Regions from separate parts of the Mus musculus genome. Here region 2 is linked to region 1. Evidence: chromatin loops called from intact Hi-C (ENCODE). Cell type or tissue: gastrocnemius. All regions are shown on one strand. Each heading gives the region's core, and the rest is flanking DNA. Links, peaks and the distances in the headings are about the cores only. Region 1 overlaps Kalrn (kalirin, RhoGEF kinase). Region 2 has its middle 4.1 kb from the start of Itgb5.

The links. Hi-C counts contacts between places; a loop is a spot of excess contacts. Peaks named below come from ENCODE experiments on the same cell type or tissue, not always from the same donor. Only the 100,000 strongest peaks of a DNase experiment are listed, where the experiment ranks them.
Region 2: it touches region 1 in a loop (28-fold over the local background); 32 of 42 quality-filtered maps call a loop at or near these places.

Annotation. Positions count from the first base shown.
Region 1 is chr16:34,123,141-34,128,519 of GRCm38, forward strand. All of the region lies in intron 33 of Kalrn (kalirin, RhoGEF kinase), which reads right to left. The region is part of intron 1 of Gm41448 (a long non-coding RNA gene); the gene reads left to right. Among named protein-coding and RNA genes, the nearest start is that of Gm41448, 5.7 kb to the left of the region's middle. In gastrocnemius, for the core only: a CTCF peak has its summit at 2,578 (motif pointing right); a DNase peak (open chromatin) is centred at 2,609; H3K4me3 peaks cover 292 bases; H3K27ac peaks cover 600 bases.
Region 2 is chr16:33,822,901-33,828,279 of GRCm38, forward strand. It overlaps the pseudogene Gm34967. Among named protein-coding and RNA genes, the nearest start is that of Itgb5, 4.1 kb to the right of the region's middle. In gastrocnemius, for the core only: no CTCF peak of the experiment used is centred there; no DNase peak of the experiment used is centred there.

The DNA of each region.
Region 1 (5,379 bases), core at 295-5,294:
CTGGCTGTCCTGGAACTCACTCTGTAGACCAGGCTGGCCTTGAACTCAGAAATCTGCCTGCCTCTGCCTCCCAAGTGCTGGGATTAAAGGTGTGCGCCACCACTGCCTGGCCTGAGCACTTTTCATTAATGTGTTATATCGTTTGCCACCTACATCTGCATCACAATAAAAGATCAAGTTGAGTAGAAGTCATCTGTGCTTAAATTTGTCCATCCTCTGAGTCTAGAGTGATGCCTGGCATGTAGTGTATACTCAATGAATGCCTACTGAGCACGCCTGTGACTGTGTCTCATGAATTGATGCCGGATGTGTAGGAAAGCAGAGTGACTGCAACATGGAGTGCTCCCACTGACTGCAAAACGCAGTGCTCCCACTGGCTGCAATGCTGAGTGCTCCCACTGGCTGCAACACTGAGTGTTCCTACTGGGCTGCAATGTTGAGTGCGCCCACTGGCTGCAATGCTGAGTGCTCCTACTGGCTGCAACACGGAGTGCTCCCACTGGCTGCCTGTCTGTTTCCACTACTGTGTCCTAGGCCCTATAGTCCGTTTGCCCTAGGACCCTTCCCCTTTTAAATCATCTCACCTTTTTTGGTTTGTCTATAATTCTACTAAACTGTAAACTTGACAAAAATTACTTAAGGGTGAGTTGTAACCTTTAAGAACAAAGAGAATAGGAGATCATGTAGGTGGACATGTACAGGAGAGGCCAACCTGTTTTCATTATGCTTTACTTTCTGAATGACAGACAGTAGACATAACAGAACCATATGACTTAGTAGAACAGAGAGAGGAGATAAGGTGCCTGCCAATCAGTTAGCTTTGCATAGCCCCCTGACAGGCTTAGGAAGTAGAAGCACCAGGCAGCATATACTGTGTCTATGTATATGTGTGCACATGCATATATGTGGATATGTGTATACGTGGAGGTAAGGCAGGTGGATGGGTTAAAAGTCTGTAGAGACCCTTAAACCTGCCCTCTATCTTGTCCATCCTGCTCTGGAAAGTTGAAATTCAATGCAGGTCTACATACAGAAGTAGGAAAGTGGCCACCACTGTGTTCCTCCAGCCCCCAGAGCACTGGCAGCCAAACAGAAACATTTGGATAGATCTGACAATAGAAACATTTGGATAGATTTGACCATTGTTTACTGAAGAAGCCAGAGGACTTAGAGACACTTGAATACTGACATTGAGAGTCTCTCCACCAAAGCACATCACGATGACACCTGACAGACAACAGTCCTGCTCCTTGTACCAACATCTGGTGTACCTCATGCATGCACACGTATCCTCAGCTTCAGAGAAGCCTAACAGAGGCTAAAACAGGTAGATACATATGAGCAGGACACACTACAGTGTGGTTCTTGACCCGATGTTTCAAGAGGCTGATAGGAAGAATTAAAACCCCATCCTGGAGCATGGCACTAGGAAATATTTTACAAAAGGCCACCCTGAAGCCCTCTGAGGGCAGAGGAGGAGGAGTCAGGTGAGACACAACAGTAACAGTCCTTGGCAACAGCAGATTTCAAAAGCTACAGTGAAACAAAGAGAATGGCAAACTCCTCCAAAATTCCAAGGAGGAATCCTGCTCCTGACCAGAATAGAGCTTTCTACAGGCATCTTCAAAGCGGCAGTCTCACATGTCCTATGTCCTTCAGCCACAAGTGTTCAATAAAAACATTTTTTGTTTGTTTTTTGACACGGGGTTTCTTTCTGTGTATCCCTGGCTGCCCCCGAACTCACTCTGTAGACCAGGCTGGCCTCAAACTCAGAAATCCACCTGCCTCTGCCTCCCTAGTGCTGGAATTAAAGGCATGTGACACCACTCCCTGATTTATTCTCTATCTTTAAAAAATGTATTATTTTTCTATGCACCCACTGTCTGTTCTTTATCTCTGCCCCTCCCCAGGCTTCAGAGAACAGAGAGTTGATGTTGAATTTAGTAGAGTGTTAAGGGTAGTGGCAGCTACTCTTCATTTCTTTCCCACTTCTTTGCCTCTGGAGAGCCCACACAAGTTATCAACAGAGATATGCCCAGGAGGGCTAAGCAGGTCTTTACCCATGGAGGCGACAATCCCACCAAGAGAGAGGCCATCCCAGTAAGTCTTGAGTTTGACCAAGGCTGTCTACACCATGACTCTAATTGTGCCCATGGGAGGCAATTTCCTGCATCATCAGAAAGAGAACTCCAGCTGACCTTCGGAGGAGGCAGCAGACATGGCTGGGGGAAACATGAGATTAAAGAGAAGGACAAAAGCTGTGAGTTTCTCTGAATGCCTCCAGGCAGCCCTGCAAAAGGTCTGCTGTCATAGGACACTAGAGAGCTGAACATCGGAGGAAAGCAGGCCAAAGACCGGAAGTGATTGTTTTCACGGTGCAGACTACGATCAAGCCTCAGATGTTCAGCTGTGGCTCACAAGATGACCCTTTCTGATCACCCCATCTCCCCTCCTGCTCCATTCTGCATGTACAGTCACACACCCTCTAGATACCCTTGGCTACTGCTCCCTAGTCTCTGTGCCTATAAAGTGCAGCTCCACCTTCCCCTCCTGTCCTTACTATTTGGACCGACTTGGCAGGCACTGTTGGCCACTAGAGAGCAGCAACGGCTAGGAGTTAGAAAAGGAAACCACCAACTTGCTTAGCAGATGGCAGGCTCTCAAGAGAGTCCTCCTGCCCAGCTGAAGTACACTTCTAGTTCAGGCAGAAACCACAAGGAAGCCATTGTGCATCACAGCTGGTGGGTACCAGGTGTTTACTGTTTCTTGGGAAGGAATTCCTCATTAGGAAATGAGCAACCAGAGACCAGAGCAAGTTGTGGGGTCTGATTGTAACCTTAGCAAGTGTGATCCAGGATTCCTGGTTCTTGCCTGTATGCCCGTCCAAAACACTGTGCACCAAGGTGGTGGTTGTTGTTGTTGCTGCTGCTGCTTTTGTTCCTCTTCCTCCCCCCCTCCTCCCCCTCCTCCTCCTCTTCTTCTCCTCCTTTTTCTCCTATTCCTTCTCCTCCTCCTTCTCCCATTTTCCTCTTCCTCTTCTTCCTTCTCTTCCTCCTCCTCTTCTTCTTCCTTCTTCCTGCATGTCCCCTTATGGCTTATCCTGGGTTAACCACCTGCCCACCCAGATCTCAAAATACATTTGGACAAACTAGTTGAGATAGTTATAACCGATCTGGCAGTGCTGTAAATGACTAAAACTCTTTCTTCCGTCTGTTGGCCAGCCCCATGCTAACCTTAGTCCTCACTGTCAACCAAAGCCTTTCTGCAGGCACTTCTTTCTGGGCTACTGTGTCTACTCGTCTCAGACCATCCGGCCACGTACGTGCGGCCCCTAGGCCTGGACTTCTGGATCTCCCCATACGCCCAACTTGTTTGGCTTTTGCCTCTCCAAATATGTTCTCTACTGGGTTTCTGGATGATGCCTGGGCTATGTCCTGGTCATTTCTTCCCCTGGACTTAATGATGGTCAATATTCCAACTGAGATAGTTCTCTATTCCTCTTTGCTCCTGGAGCTCATGGTTCCTATATCATATGTCTTACATTCTTTGTTGGACATCCTGAACTACTTCTGGAACTTCCTCAGACTGTAACTTTTAAAGACATTTTAGGTGATTTGTGCATGTATGCATACTATAAAATTATTTTCTGGCTTAGCTATTGAAGTATTTTTACGGTAGATTTTTGTTTTTGTTTTGTTTAAGACAGGGTCTCTCTCTATAGCCCTAGACTTTGGCTGTCCTGAAACTCACTATGTAGACCAAACCTCGAACTCACAGAGATCCACTTGTTTCTGCTTCCCAAGAGCTGGGATTAAAGGTGTGCACCATTATGTCGAGTTTTATAGTAGATTATTAACTTTATCAATTTCCCCTCTTCTATGGTACTGTTTTAACAATGGAGTATCTTATAGTTCCATGGTTTATTATCATTAAAAAGAACTGTAGCTGTGTGTGTGTGTGTATGCATGCCTGTGTGTGCATACATGTCTTTATGCACATCATTTACTAAGAGCTAAGCGGTTCTTACTGTTTCCTTACAATTTTTGTCACTTTGAGCTTTTCTTGCCATAAAATAAGTCAGCGTTTCTATCCCACATGCGATGTATCTGTCAGTTGTGATGGCTATGGGAATTGGTCAGGCTAAGAACCTTCAAGACAACATGGTGATTGAGAATCTGGGTTGGAGCTCAGCAGCTCTGGATCTGACTCAAGTTCTATTACAGATTGGCTGTATCATCTGCGAAATGTTAGAGGTGTGGACATGGTTTCTCTCCAGGATTCAGTCCCACACTGAATATGCCACACTTGAATATGAAGGCCAAATTAATAGGGGGATGTTTGTTAAAGGAGGGAGCAGCTGGAGGTACCTGAATGGCAAGGCTGGTTGAGCCTCTGAGGCTGCATGTGATGTCCCCTCCAGGCCAGCCTGTACCTGGTCCTGCTAAATAGCCCAGTGGTGTTGAGCAGTCAGGGCTGAGAACATAGGATTTTGCCTCCTTTCCTTCTGACAACCATGGCTGGCAGTGACCATGATGGTGATGGTGGTGAGGTATTACAGAAGAAAAGTAAGATGTAGCTCCCAGCAGAACACTCAAGCTAGACTTAAGACTTAGCAACTATGGCAATGGGAAAAGTCAAGAGTATATACACCCTTCAAGAACCAGGGATGGGGATTTTATTCACTTTTAAATATGAGCCAATTATATCAAACAGGGATTGAGAACAGACAGGTCATTTCAGGGAGGGAAGAGAAATTTTGATTTAAACATATTTAAAATTTTATTATTCATTTCTTCCTGTGCTGCTTCCTCTGGATTTTGGAGTACAGTGGCTAGAGTGGACCAGCTTGGCTTGAAACATGTTCTGGACGGAAAGAGAAGTCAGGGATGGAGGATTTGGTGATGGAAATCCCAGGCTCTGGGAACCCCAGGCTGCAGCTGAGAGTTCCCTGCGGTAGTTCTCAGGAGGAGAACAGATTCTCTTATATCTTTGGGGAAAACCAGAACCTGTGGGAATGGCGGGAGGGAGAGTTTGGAACTGCACCTTTGGGGATGCTCTGGGCCTCCTTTCAGCATCTGGGAGGCAGAGGAAACTTAGTCAGGAATGGCCAGGGGCGACAGCTTTGGAATATCTCCTATCTCATCAGTGAGGAAAGGAGTGTCCAGATGGAGCCCAGAACTGGCAAATAAGAGAGAGCACGTCTACCGTGGGTGCCACTGTGGTAGAGCCTTGCAGAGAGGCTGGGCTTCAGGTTTTCAAAGGGGGCTCCCTCAGGGTGAGAGGAGGGGCATGTGGCACTAGGCCTTGGTTGGACCCCAGACCTGTCTTAATGGCACAGATGAGCAGGGACTAATGACACAGATGTGATAAAGATGGAGC
Region 2 (5,379 bases), core at 86-5,085, 300 kb before region 1:
ACTTCACACAATCCTCTCCCTGGTAGTTATGCATATAAAATCATCCACAACGGGACTAGAGAGCTTCGCAGGGGCTGAGACACTGATTGCCCTTTACAGAGGACCCAGCATCTTGTCTTGGCTTGTCTATAACTCTGACTTCAGGGGATTCAATACCCTCTTTTGCTCTCCACAGGAGCCAGGCATGCGCATGATGCATATACATACATTCAGGCAAAATATTTAATCACATAAAGTAATAAAATAAAAATTTTAATTGACTATAATGTTCTTGCTTGTTACATATTATCTCAGGTCTGACTGAGGAAGGTCCACTCTGTGGGGACCTTCCAGCTCTTGGATATACTGTCCCTCCACCCACTGGCCAGTGGTGGTGTCCTGCTCCTTAATAGTGATGGAAAGATCTTTGAAACTTCTTTCCTTGAAACAGCAATGCCTCCATAAGCCCTTGCCAGGAAGGGGCTTCTCAGAGGCCATGCCTCTCCATCCCATCTGAGGTCTCTGCTATGCAAAAAGTCCTCTGTGGTATTTACATTCACAGAATGTAAAGAGCATGCTAGGGCAAAGAGCGTCCTGGAACACAAAAGCAAATCAATAGAGTCAAGGCTTAAAAAAAAGGCATCTTTGGGGTTTTTGTCATTTTTGAAACAGGGTTGAATGCACGTGCACGTATGTGTGTTGTGTGCTATGGCACACACAGCTATGGCTATGGTGTTGTGGAGGTCAGAGGACAGGGAGTCGGTTCTTTCCTGCCACCTTAGAAGATCCTGAGGTTGAACTCAGGTCGTTAGACCTGTGCATGAGGCCTCTACCAGGTAAGCCATCTCCCTGGTTCCCCACCTCCATTTCTCCTCCTCCTCCTCCTCTTCCATATCTTCAACAGATTTATTTTTAAAGGAATGGTCTAAGGGCAAAAAAGGGCTCAGAGTATGGACAAGAAATAACTACAAATGTAAATAAGCTGTTTTATGAATTCTTTTTTAACCACAGACACGTACAGAGAATGATGCCCCATACAAAACACAACGGATTCAAACAAGGTGTTCTCTTAGCAAGGCTAAAGATTCAGTCTCTGGTACTTGGAATTTAGGATGCAGTCCCCGTTTTTGGATGGATCTCTGGGTATTTGGCACAGTCCATGCTTTTAACCAGATTTGAACAGAAGAATGGCCACCTGACCCAGGTAGAAGTGGATGAAGTGTTCGGTTTCATGCAGTGCCAGGTGGGGTTGTGCTTTTTGTCAAACTCCTCCTTGGTATGGGCCGAAATATCCTTTTCGGTGTTGTACTTCTCAAATGCCTAAGTAGCACACTCCGCCGAGTCCTGTTGCATCTCTTCTAACATACCTGCATTTTTGATCACTGCCTTCCGGTCATGCATGGTTACATTTTACTATTGATCTGGGTCTTAGGACCCCGTCCTCATGGCTCCAGTTCCTCCATCCTGCCGCTGATCTCCACGTCCATTTTCTTAGTGGCATACAATCACCCTCTAAACTATTCACATTTCAATTCCATTGTGGAGCATCTGCCATTTTTCAAGGACATTTTTTTTTCCTGTTATTAACCTAAGCTTACAGAATGATTACAAGCAGACGTCTGGACAATGGACCCACCTGCATTTTTAAATAATGTGGCCTCTAGTTCTTTTTGAGACACAGCTCTACTAAAGCTTCCATGCTGTGATTCGGAGTCTCACCTTCTGCTTCTGTCCAGGAGGGGAAAGCACAGAGGATCTTGAGAGAGAAGCTCTTAGCTGTCTGGTCAGGCCTGGCAGTGCCTTGGAAGGCTTAGTCCTGAGGTGGGAGCCCCTCCTCTCCCTTAGCTTACTGCCCGTGGCCAAGTGTTGAAAGGCATTGTGTTCTCTCAAAATAAAGATTCAATTGTGGTTTAGGAATGAATGCCTCAAGAACTGCTGTAATGGGAGGGCCATCAATCCCAAAAGGCCTGGCTTGCCCTGAGTCACATGACTTAGAAGCTTCACTAGTGGTCAAAGACAAAGCCCTAGGGAATCCTTTGCTAATATAAAATTTTATTTATTAGCCGGGCATGGTGGCGCACGCCTTTAATCCCAGCACTCGGGAGGCAGAGGCAGGCGGATTTCTGAGTTCGAGGCCAGCCTGGTCTACAAAGTGAGCTCCAGGACAGCCAGGGCTATACAGAGAAACCCTGTCTCGAAAAACCAAAAAAAAAAAAAAAAAAAAAAAAAAAATTTATTTATTTATTTATTTATTTATTTATTTATTTATTTATTTATTTATGTGTGCATGGCTGCAGGTGTGGGATCCCCTGCAGCTAGTGTTACAGGTGGTTAGGAGCTCTTCATCAACAGGGCCAGAATGCAACCACAGTCTTCTCTAAGAGCAGCAAGCACTAATTCACTGGGCCATCTGTCTCTCCAGCTCCAAAGGGACTCCAGTTATGTGGACGTTGTCACAGTCTCACAAAAGATCAGAAATCCCATTCAAAGGGGAGGCCGCTATGAGACAGTAAGATTGGGGTCTTGGACTGAGGGGACCTTGACACTGCTATTTATCCTCAGGTCTCTGAGCCCCAGGGTCTAATGAATAAATGTTTGAACTTGTTGAGTTGTATGAGTTCACACAGTAAAGGCTTGAGGGGGCCCGATCCTTTGAGGTTCTCTGAGAGTGGTGGAAGGTCAGTCTACTGATTCAGCTACTTACTCAAGACGGCCATGAGACTAAGGATACTGGTATACCTACAGGGAGAGGAGCTTACTTGGCATGCCTGAGGCTCTGGGCTCAAACCCTCCTAATACCCACAGACACATGACATCAGCTTTCTCCCTTTCTCTGTATATTTGTTTCCATTTATTTTACCTTTTTTATTGAAGTAACTGGAAAATAGTCTGCACCCTTCAGGCACTGTGAGAAAAAAATCTAGAGAAATAAAAATTATGACTATTTTGACTGCTTTGTTGGATTGGACAAGGGAGATTGGATAAAAACTCCAGCTGAGATTTCCTCTAGGTTAAAGGCCTGTTGACAATTAAATAACAAAAGGGGGGCTGGAGAGATGGCTCAGCGGGTTAAGACCACTGACTGCTTTTCCAGAGGGTCAATTCCCAGCAACCATACGGTGGGTCACAACCATCTGTAATGGGATCTGATGCCCTCTTCTGATGTGTCTGAAGACAGTGACAGTGGAGTCACATACATAAATTAAATAAATAAAATAAATATTTTCTTTCTTCTTAAAAATATTTATTTATTTATTTCTTGTATATGAGTGCACTGTAGCTATACAGATGGTTGTGGGCCTTCATGTGGTTGTTGGGAATTAAATTTTAGGACTTCTGCTTGCTGGCCAACCCCACGCGCTCTGGTCAGCCCCCACTCACTCCGGCCCAAAGATGTATTTATTATTATAGATAAGTACACTGTTGCTGTCTTCAGACACACCAGAAGAGAGTGTACGTTCTCATTACCAGTGGTTGTGAGCCACCCTGTGCTTGCAGGGATTTGAACTCAGGACTTTCAGAAGAATAGTCAGTGCTCTTAACCACTGAGCCATCTTTCCAGTCCAAAAAGATCTTTTTTTGGGTGTGTGCTTTGGAGAGCTAACTTTCAATATGTGTTGGTGTTTCGCCTGCATATATATCTGTGCACCACATACATGTCGGGCCTGTGGAGGTCAGAAGAGGATGTTGGATTCCCTGGTACTGAGTTACAGTTGCTAACTGCCGTGTCGGTGATGGGAACCAAACCTGGATCCTCTGCAAGAGCAGCACGCGGCCTTAACCACTGGGCCATCTCTCCAGCCCTTTATTCCCACTCCTTTGTTTGTTCCAAAGGAAGGAGAGAGAGAGAGAGAGAGAGAGAGAGAGAGAGAGAGAGAGACATTAGCTTATTTTTATTCTAGTGTAAGGGTATTTTGTTGTCATGTATGTCCCTGTGTGGTATGCATGCAAATGTCTATAGAGTTCAAGAGGCTGTCAGAACCTCAGACAGGTGTGAGCTGCCATGTGAACCGTGATCATCTAGAAGAGAGACCATTTATTTTCGCCACCAACCCCCTAACTAATGGTAAAAAACACATAATGTAAAATTTACCATTGTGGCCATTTTAAGAGGACCATTCTGTGCCAATAATACTATCCATTTCTAGAACTTTCCCATTATTCCAACTTGAAACTCTGTACTCAGAAATAAAATCCCCTTCTCTCCTCCCACCAGCCTGTCAGCCTGTGGTAACATCTGTTTTACCTCCTTCTATCACACTTTTGGTTCTAGACATGTTACACAGTAGAATGTCTGGGCATGACAGCACACCCCTGGAATCTGGAATCTTAACACTCAGGAGGTACAGGCAAGAGAATCAAGAATTCAATGGCATCGTCTTCAGCTACAGAGAGTTCAAGGCCAGCTTGGGCTGGATAAGAGCACCCACACACATCCCACACACACACACAGACACACAGAGAGAGAGGGGGAGGGAGAGAGAGAGGGAGAGAGAGAGAGAGAGAGAGACAGAGGGAGAGAATTATATAATATTTGTTCCCTTGGGTCTATTTCATGTCACACAGGGTGTTTTTAATTTTGTAGTAAGTGTCAGAATTCCATTCCTTTGTTTTGTTTTCTCCTGATTTTGAGACAGGTTCTCTCTGCATAGCTCTGGTTGTCTTGGAATTCATTATGTATACCCCCTAGCCTCAAATTTATAGATCTGCTCCCTAGCGCTGGGATTAAAGGTGTGCCCTCGTACCCAGGTCCGTTTCATTTTAAGATCAAATAGATCATCACGTGTAACTGACACTTTTTATCTGTGAGCACTTAGATGAAGGACTCTTGGGAGGGGGACACAAACCACAAAGCAGAAATTCTGAATTAGAAAAGGCATCAACAAACCAGCTTTAATGCAGCTTAGATTGCTCAGGACTGCTTACAGCAGGTCTGGGCAGGCTGGGGACCCAGAGAACCACCAGATAAGACAGAAGGGGTCTGGTAAGAATTAGGGCAAGTTGGATCACAGCACTTTCCAGGTGCAATTTAGATAAATGGTGGTCCGTGCCAGATGTGGGACAAAGTAGGATATTTCAGCCGCTACAAAGTGCTCATTTTGAGTGCAGAGAAGATGGGATACTATGGGCCCTGAACTCAAAGAATGCATGGCATAGGAAAGCCACCATTGTACTTAAAGCAGTATTTCACCTTCTAGCTCATCCTACACTTTCCTGCCAGACCAAGCAACACTCCAGTTCAAACTCTTTGATCAGCTCCCATAATGTAGTAGCCACCTCTAAGCTGGGATAAGCATAGCCCCAAGGCTATTGCCCTAAGGGCCAGGTAATTCCAAGATCTACCTGGGCTGTTTCTGCAGCATGAATTCTTTTTTTTTTTTTTTTTTCTTTTGGTTTTTT